Regions from separate parts of the Homo sapiens genome. Here region 1 is linked to region 2. A link is a contact called in ENCODE Hi-C data. All regions are on one chromosome and are shown on one strand. The core of a region is the stretch at or near the end of the contact, and the rest is flanking DNA. Distances in the headings are between cores, read along the strand shown. Region 1 holds the start of PABIR3 (PABIR family member 3). Region 2 overlaps FIRRE (firre intergenic repeating RNA element).

What was found. A loop is a pair of places that touch in the nucleus more often than their neighbours do. Pooled maps may share reads with other maps.
Region 1: a loop to region 2 is called in a map of naive thymus-derived CD4-positive, alpha-beta T cell, with 8 times the contacts of the local background. The contact joins the promoter of PABIR3 here to the enhancer-like site in region 2. A Hi-C loop is called at or near these places in 2 of 168 maps with a recorded cell type or tissue (GM12878 and naive thymus-derived CD4-positive, alpha-beta T cell) and 6 of 50 pooled maps.

What each region holds. Positions count from the first base shown.
Region 1 is chrX:134,805,767-134,810,400 of GRCh38, reverse strand. PABIR3 (PABIR family member 3) reads right to left here and starts at 3,164. Exons shown (of 11, transcript NM_001388447.1): 1 at 3,060-3,164; 2 at 2,693-2,861. The coding sequence starts at 2,802. RefSeq lists enhancers at 1,306-2,262, 2,648-2,807.
Region 2 is chrX:131,811,961-131,816,237 of GRCh38, reverse strand. The region is part of intron 2 of FIRRE (firre intergenic repeating RNA element); the gene reads left to right. Among named protein-coding and RNA genes, the nearest start is that of FIRRE, 17 kb to the left of the region's middle. RefSeq lists an enhancer at 2,908-3,177. Within about 2 kb of position 2,962, at least 17 of the 41 ENCODE cell types and tissues checked have a DNase peak (open chromatin) inside an H3K27ac peak, as active enhancers do; they include GM12878, where a contact is called at or near this core.

The DNA of each region.
Region 1 (4,634 bases), core at 1,915-4,414, 3.0 Mb before region 2:
TGACCCTTATCTTTCTGTACAAATTTTACTTCATGCATCAGGATCTTAAGCTATGGAATGTAACACTGTAGCTATGCTCTAATATAAGCAAAAAACAAACAAACAAAACAAAAAAATCCTTTGCAGAACAAAGCAAGGTATGAAGGGATAACTGAGATCTCTCTGTTTCCAGGGCTTTAAGGATTAGGGAAGGGTCCACTCCTTCTCTGGTGTATTTAATACATTAAAGAGGATCCACAGGTTCCTTCCAGTACACATCTTCCATCGTCTATTTGCAACCTATTTCTTCTTTTTATATTGTCTTCAATAAATCCAACATTCTCCCTACTGCTCTCTTCTACTAGTAGAGTGGGTCCCATAATTCCTTTTTCCCACAACAGAATTAGAGCAAAATCCTGAGTGAATAAAATGTTCTTGTTCTCAGCACAACATGCAGAGTCCCCCTTCTATGTTTTTCTACCTGCCTATTTTAAAAAGGTAATGTATTTTTTTTTGGTCAATCTTAGTTTGCTTTTCATTTTGTGAACAATATATTCTCTCCTACCTCAAATGACCCAAAAGCTGCATTCATTTAGAGTTAATCAGCTTAGGTATTGGTTAGTAGTGGCCAGAACAGTAGTTTAGGAGTCAGGAAACAGAGCTTCCTAGTACTGGCTCTGCCACTAAACGTCATTTTGGAGATTTATGGGCCTCAGTTTCCTCATATGTTAAACAAGGAGGGTAAAGCTGGTCTCTGAATCCCTTCCTGATAGTCTATGGTACTGTGAATTACAACTATCAATTAGTATGATGCAACAAAAGGTGAAGAGCAAAGTTAGTAACATATGTAGTGAATGCATTTTTCAGACATTTTTACGGTATCTAGAAAACCTTATAATACTGAAATGTGAAATCCAACATCTCATTTTAAAAGTCTAGTTTAAGAAGTAAGATTTAGGCCAGGCGCAGTGGCTCACGCCTGTAATCCCAACACTTTGGGAGGCCAAGGTGGGCGGATCACAAGGTCAGGAGATCAAGACCATCCTGGCTAACACGGTGAAACCCCGTCTCTACTAAAAATACAAAAAATTAGGTGGGCGTGGTGGCGGGTGCCTGAAGTCCCAGCTACTCGGGAGTCTGAGGCAGGAGAATCGCTTGAACCCGGGAGGCAGAGGTTGCAGTGAGCCGAGATCATGCCACTGCACTCCAGCCTGGGCGACACAGTGAGACTCCGTCTTAAAAAAAAAAAAAAAAGGAAACAAGATTTAGTAATCCCAGATCTTCAGAAATACAGTTAACCATCATTTAGTGTAGTGTTTCTAAATCCTTTTTTCATTATTGACCCTCTAAAAAGCCTTTTTAGACATTTTTCCCCTAATTGCTCCCCCTTCGTGAAATTTTAATAACACATATATAGTATATATCTGTGTACATACTGTATGTATATCTGCGCTTTATACATAAAAAGAGTAAAAATTTTTCACACTCCCCCAAGAACTATTTTCTCTTCCCCTTGGGGGAAGTATCACCCAGTGAGAATGTGTAATTTAGGAGATCAAGCTTCTGTGGTACCAAAACTTTCTGCTCCAATAAAAAATAGGTGTAGGCCAGGAGCAGTGGCTCACGTCTGTAATACCAGCACTTTGGGAGGCTGAGGCAGGCGGATCCCCTGAGGCCAGGAGTTCGAGACCAGCCTGGCCAACATGGTGAAACCCTGTCTCTACTAAAAATACAAAAAATTAGGCCGGGCACGGTGGCTTACGCCTGTAATCCCAGCACTTTGGGAGGCCGAGGCGGGCGGATCACGAGGTCAGGAGATCAAGACCATCCTGACTAACACGGTGAAACCCTGTCTCTACTAAAAATACAAAAAATTAGCCGGGAGTGTTGGTGGGCGCCTGTAGTCCCAGCTACTTGGGAGGCTGAGTCAGGAGAATGGCGTGAACCCGGGAGGTGGAGCTTGCAGTGAGCCGAGATCACGCCACTGCACTCCAGCCTGGGCGACAGAGTGAGACTCCGTCTCAAAAATAAATAAACAAATAAATAAAAAATAAAAATACAAAAAATTACCAGGTGTGGTGGTGGGCGCCTGTAATCCTAGCTACTAGGGAGGCTGAGGCATGAGAATTGCTTGAAGCCAGGAGGCGGAGGTTACAGTAAGCTGAGATCGTGCCAATGCACTCCAGCCTGGGCGACAGAGCAAGACTCCGTCTCAAAAAAAGACAAAAAAAAAAATGTAAAAAAGTCCAAAGCTTATTTGCTTGACAACCATTTCCATTCAAGCGGCTGGAGGTGAAGGTCAGAGGTGACAAAGCAGCTGAAATGACAAATATTACAGTCATGGCAGAAGATCTGGAGGTGAGTGGGGGAGGATACTAAGTTTCTTCAAAGGAGTGGGTAAGAAATGGGTTGAAGTTAGAAAAAAGCCGTGCTCCACACCAACTGGCTGCTACTTTCGGGTCCGAGTGGACTATCAGGGGAGGATGTTCAGATTCAGATGTTTGTCAACCTCAGGGTGGGTGCGCGCTCCCCCTCAGGTCAGCCCGTCCCACTACCCCCACCCAAGGTTGAGGGTGGGATCTCCGGACACCAGGAACAAGGGAGTTACCTGCAGAACCTCAACAAATAAAGGGACGGGAATTCTATAGGAAATCACTTTCCCGAACACCTCCTCCCCACCGCTTGCCTCCTCCAGTATCTCAACCCGGCTCACCCAAGTCCATTGATCAAAGGGGCACTGTTGACTCTTCTCAGAATGTTGCCGTCTGCGGTAGTGGAACTCGGCAGCGACTTGAAACCTAGTTTCATTTTCTCCTGTGCCATGTCCGGGTCGAGGAATAAGTTCTCAAGGCTTTCCGGCTCCCGTCCACACAAGGACAAGTCTACTTAGTGGGCAGGTGATGTAAGGAGAGAGGCAAAGGGGAAAAAGAGAAGAGAGGAGAAAGCTCTTAGGCGAGTAGGGGTGCCCACCTTTGCAGCCCTAGCAGCCCTAACATCAGTGAACACAAAGTTAGGCAGAACTGGCTCCGAACCGCCTATCTCCCATGATCGGGGCCTCTAACGATGAGAAGATCCCCCACCTCCAAGTCTATAATGTAACTGGGGAATTTAATCTGTCACCGCCGCGAATCCTTCTCCATCTCTCTCAGCCCTGGCAACTCATGGTAAGCCTTTCCGGCCAAAACAAAAACTACAATCTGCCGCCTTTGACAATCAGTTGGGTCCCGCCCCTCAGAGCCTGCGATAAGCTATCAGCCGGACGACGCCTGTTGTGATGCAGGCAATGACGTCACTTCAGGCGCCTTAGTCAGCTTTGCCAGGGGCGCACGCGCAGTTAAGAAACCGCTTTATCCCCATGTCCTGCCCTCCTTCCTCTTTCCCCAATGCCCACTTACCGTGGTTGTGCCTCTACTCTTTTACTAACCCTGGCATGGTTTCCTTAAGCATTATTTAGAAATGAAAGCGTTGGGAGGAGTGAGGTCCTTCCTGCCCTATGCCTAATTCTCATTTTTCTTATCCCTTTATGACTGAGGCCAACAAGCTTCTAACCTCCTATGATGCATTTTTCCATCCTGTAACAGCAGACACACTACACCTTTGTAATTTTAGAAAAGCAAAAGTCTGAAAAAAAAAAAAAAAAAAAGATACTGCTACCTAAGTGCTTAGAGGCCACTTGGTCCCAAAGGGTCTTGCTAAGGTGCTAACCTAACTGAGCTCATTTGGCAAACGAATTACTGTTTTCAGTGTGGTTTCTTTCTTTCTTTTTTAAACCATAATCGTACAGTTTTTTGTTTTTTTTTTTTTGAGATGGAATTTCGCTCTTGTTGCTCAGGCTGGAGTGCAGTGGCCGCGATCTCGGCTCACTGCAACCTCCACCTCCCAGGTTCAAGCGATTCTCCTGCCTCAGCCTCCCGAGTAGCTGGGATTACAGGTGCTCGCCACCACGCCTGGTTAATTTTTGTATTTTAGTAGAGACGGGGTTTCACCATGTTGGCCAGGCTGGTCTCGAACTCCTGGACCTCAGGTGATCCGCCCGCCTCGTCCTCCCAAAGTGCTGGGATTACAGGCGTGAGCCACCGCGCCTGCCTCAGTGTGTATTTTTACATTATATATAATCTGGCTCCTCACAGCTATTCATATAAAAAATAAAGACCTCAGCTAATTTACAAAGATTTGAGTTAAAGCAGTGAGGCTTTTTTAAAAACAAATATCTCAGAATTTAGTATCAATGCAAATCAGTGTTTTCATTTCAGGTAGTATTAGAAGCTACATACATTCTAAGAATGCTGCCATGGCTCATATCGTTTTAAGAACTACTCTTTTAGAAATTTTCACCATCACTTAATGAGCCACACTGAGTACTGAAATCTTAACTCCATGCTAATAATTTTGTAAAACCACACATTTTAGTAACCATATAGAGAACTGGCAGACAAGGCAAATAAACCTAGTGAAATGGGAGTTATTAATTAAAATAGTCATAACACTGGTATAGCACTTTACGGATAACATTTTTTTTTTTTTGAGACGGAGTTTCGCTCTTGTTGCCCAGGCTGGAGTGCAATGGCGCAATCTTGGCTCACCACAACCTCCACCTCCCTGGTTCAAGCGATTCTCCTGACTCAGCCTCCAGAGTAGCTGGGATTACAGGCATG
Region 2 (4,277 bases), core at 1,713-4,212:
TAGCGTGCCTGCCTTGGAGCTGCATTTTGACTAGGTCGTATGTTTGAAGTAGGGTAGACAAATGTGTTGAGACAGAACTGTGGATGGCACTAGCAGTGGCCTCAGCTCAGGAATTCCTCAGGCTCAAGAATGTTGTGCTCACCTCACCTGGCTATACTTAATAGAGGCTAACAGGCCTGATTGCCGATGGAAACAATTTCATTGTTTCAGGCATAATAAAAATAACAGCAAAAACAGGAAACTACAAGCAATTGTTTGTCAGTATTTACTGCCCTTCAACCATTGACATCCATTACAGATCATTAGCTATTCCAAGATGAAAAGTTAAAGAGAAACAATTCAGCAAGGAAAGAGAAAAGGAACCAGGCACAAACTTCGCAGAAGAAAAAGGCCATGGAACAACAAAGTCCATTGGCAGAGGTTCTCAAATTCACCAATACTCAAGTAAATTACAGTATGACAAAGTCTCAACCATTCCCCACCTCTTCAAAATATCCCTAAGTAAGTTACTGAACATGAAACCACTGATAACACCTAGTTTGTGTGAACATTTGTAGAATTGGACAAGTTCCCGTGAGGTGGGAAGCATTGTCAATTGGTTTAACTATTTGGTGGGCAATATGTGTGCATCACTTAACCTTTCACATGAGCACACTCTTTGTCCAGAGTCAAGGTCACATTCCCATAGGAGACAGGAGTGCAGAGATGAGTAGGTTCATTCAGCTTTCCTCTGCAATGTCAGAGAGTGGGGAGGAGCAAAGGGCCTATTCTCTAGTAGATTGACTCCACATGTTTCAGCTATACCAGGTAGTCCTCTTAAGTCCTTGAAAAGACTGAATTCCATTCTCAGTGTCCACATCAGTAAAGATATTCCACCTCTTTGATTAGGGGTTAAAGCAAATTATTGACTCTTTGGGATCAAACCATCCTAGTTTACTAATACAAGAAAACAAGCCAAGTGCGGTGGCTCACACCTGTAATCCCAGCACTTTGGGAGGCTGAGGCAGGCAGATCACGAGTTCAGGAGACCGAGACTATCCTGGCTAACATGGTGAAACCCCGTCTCTACTAAAAATACAAAAAATTAGCTGTGCATGGTGGCGGGTGCCTGTAGTCCCAGCTACTCGGGAGGCTGAGGCAGAAGAATGGCGTGAACCTGGAAGGCGGAGCTTGCAGTGAGTCGAGATCCCGCCGCTGCACTCCAGCCTGGGCGACAAAGCAAGACTCCGTCTCAAAAAAAAAAAAAAAAAAAAAGAGAAAACAAAGGAAAAAATAAAGTCTATCTCTCTCTACTTATTCCATGTATGACTACTGTAAGTTGAGTGCATATATATGAATTCTAAAGAATGAATTTGCAGTCTTCTAACGAAGATACTCATTGTGTCTACCTTCCTGGAGTAATTATTTTAAGGCCATGCCCTCAAGTATTAACGTTATACATGTCTCCACGTTTGAAATAGTAACAAGCAAAGTTTACATTGGAAATCAAGAAACAAAGGTATACCTTTCAGGTTTTAAAATAGCCTTCAGTGTAAGAATCAGTTTCTCTGAAAATTATACATTGCTCTGTTTACATATGGAAATTTTAAAAAATCACTTTTTATGGTGAAGAAAACAAAAATCTTTGGGCAAATTTATAAGTAACACAAAATCCAACCATCCGAAGGATATTTAATGACCCATGCGGTGGCCTTATAATAAAAGGGAAAAGGAAAAGGAAAAATTTCAAAACCCAAGGAGATCTGCAAACTATGGGGAAGCCTAAAGTCATACCAACAAACCCATGAGTGTCACACATACACGTACTCATGCAAATATTCAAATGGAATAGATTTAGAAGAGAGCAGAAGAAAGAATATCAAAATACTCATGCTTGTTTTCATGGACTGCTCAGCATTTTCTCTAAAGGATCATGTACAGAGATCATCCCTGGTACGAAAGAGTGGTACTAAAGAGGCAAGTTTTCTGGGGGTCCTGATGTACTCAACTCCCTGAAGGATATCTTGTCAGGCCTACAAGGAATCTTCATCAGAAAAAGGCTAAGGAGCAGGCACAGAGAACAATACTTGCTAATCTTAATGAACAGTTAGATCCTGAGCCTTAAAAGCCTCATCTTCCTTAGAAGAAAGCTAAAGAAACCATTTCTGTCCCATTAAGAGAGATGAAATGAGAGCAGATCCCTCCACGTGGGTATGCCTTCACAATGGACCCTAGAAAAAAATGCTGCAAAGCCACTACAGCTGTTAACTCCTGGGCTCAGAGAATACCTCCAGGCCTTCTGGTTGTGTATATCTGCACTCTTATTGATGTTCTGGAATTTATTGACTTGGCACAGTGACACATGCTCCTTTTCCTCAGATCCTTCTTGCTCTAGGCAACAGAGGCACCAGACTTTTGGTGTCCCTGAGACCTCCAGCTGCTGTTAGATGCCACCTCGAATGAGATTCATTTCCCCCTCCTCACATTCTAACGTTGCTAACATTGGGGCCCATACCCCAAAGTACAGGGATATCTTGTGCCAGCCCAAATGTCTCATGGTCTAAGGGGCAGGGTCAGGAGACCAATGCCCAGAAGCTGTGTGTAGACTGTAGTTTTTCCATAGTCCTGCCCACAGTGAGAGGAAACCAAAGCCCTGCATCAGTCCTGGTACCTTACTTAGCAGCTTCTTCACTGAGATTTTGCCTTTGTCCAGACTGAACTCCTGGAAAGCCTAAGAGTTGAAGTTGAGAAGGCCCATCTTGGGGTCAGGCCCTGTTGAACCTTTGAATTTGCTACATCTTTCTTAACTGCTAGATAGGAGGGAAGTTCAAACCCGAAGCTTTTGCTTTTGTCAAACTACTTCCTCGCGATGGCAGTATGGGCCCAGAAAAGCCAACTAACCCTGCCCCCAGGCCTTCTTCTCCCTCCCATTCCATCTGAAAAAAACCACCACTAACAGGCAAAGCCACCAGGAAATATGGCTACCTTGTGTCTTGCCCAGTTTGAAGAAACTTGCTCACACCGCTGCGCTTTTGCTTTTGCTTTCCATATACAATCAAACTGAAGCCTAAAACCACCCACTCTCATTAGGCATCTTTTCTTTTCAGTAATTCAGTTTCCTCTACTACAGCTTCATAGATCTCCTCATCGGTCACCATTAGATATGCAGGATTTTCCCCATTTTCAAGTTTTCTGATACAAGGTTCAAGTCCCAAGGAGTCCGTGCATGAGGAAAAGATATTGCTGGAACTCCAAAGCTTGTATGAGGCTTGGCTATCTGTCTCCATCAGACGTTGTGGTCTTTGACCTGGCTCATTTCCCAGGCTCTTATGGCGTACTCCATTTTCTGGCTCACATATTTTAGAAAGTAACCAAAATGGCATCCTTCTTTTTAAATGTCTTTCCAGATGGAGAACTCACTAATAAATATTTCAGTTGCTCAAACTTGATGTTCAAAATAAATACTCATATTTAGCTATTATCATTTAAAGACATCAGAGTTAAGCTGTTCCATAGGTTTTGAACTAATATGTTAAAACATTATCAACTTTATCGTATGACCTTTTCTTACACTTTTATATTTTTATGCCTCATATATTCATGTTTTAATTTTCACATACACGATGCTTTGAATGAATAAAGAAACAACACATTTTAAATAATTAATTGGGCAGTTAGGTAGAGAATGTACATTGTGTATCCTCCTTAGATAATTGTATAATTTATTGTCCAAGTTGGACAACTGTGTGAACCGTGACTTCCTAAGGCACACTGAAAGGAATGTTCACCCTATTTATCATTCCACAGTCTTGAGACAAACACTGATCACATCTTTATGCTTTATTTACCTAAATATATTGATAATTTTTTTTTTTTGAGATGGAGTTTCGCTCTTGTTGCCCAGGCTGGAGTGCAATGGCACAATCTCAGCTCACCGCAACCTCCGCCTCCCAGGTTCAAGCGATTCTCCTGCCTCAGCCTCCCTAGTAGCTGGGATTACAGGCATGTGCCACCACACTCGGCTAATTTCGTATTTTTTTTTAGTAGAGATGGGGTTTCCCCATGTTGGTCAGGCTGGTCTCAAACTCCCGACCTTAGATGATCTGCCCGTCTCGGCCTCCCAAAGTGCTGGGATTACAGGCATGAGCCACCGTGCCCGGCCTTTTTTTTCTATTTTTGAGACAGAGCCTTGCTCTGCCACCCAGGCTAGAGAGCAGTGACGCAATTTCGGCTCACTGCAACCTCTTGCTTCCTGGGTTCAAGTGATTCTCCTGCCTCAGCCTCCCAAGTAGCTGGGA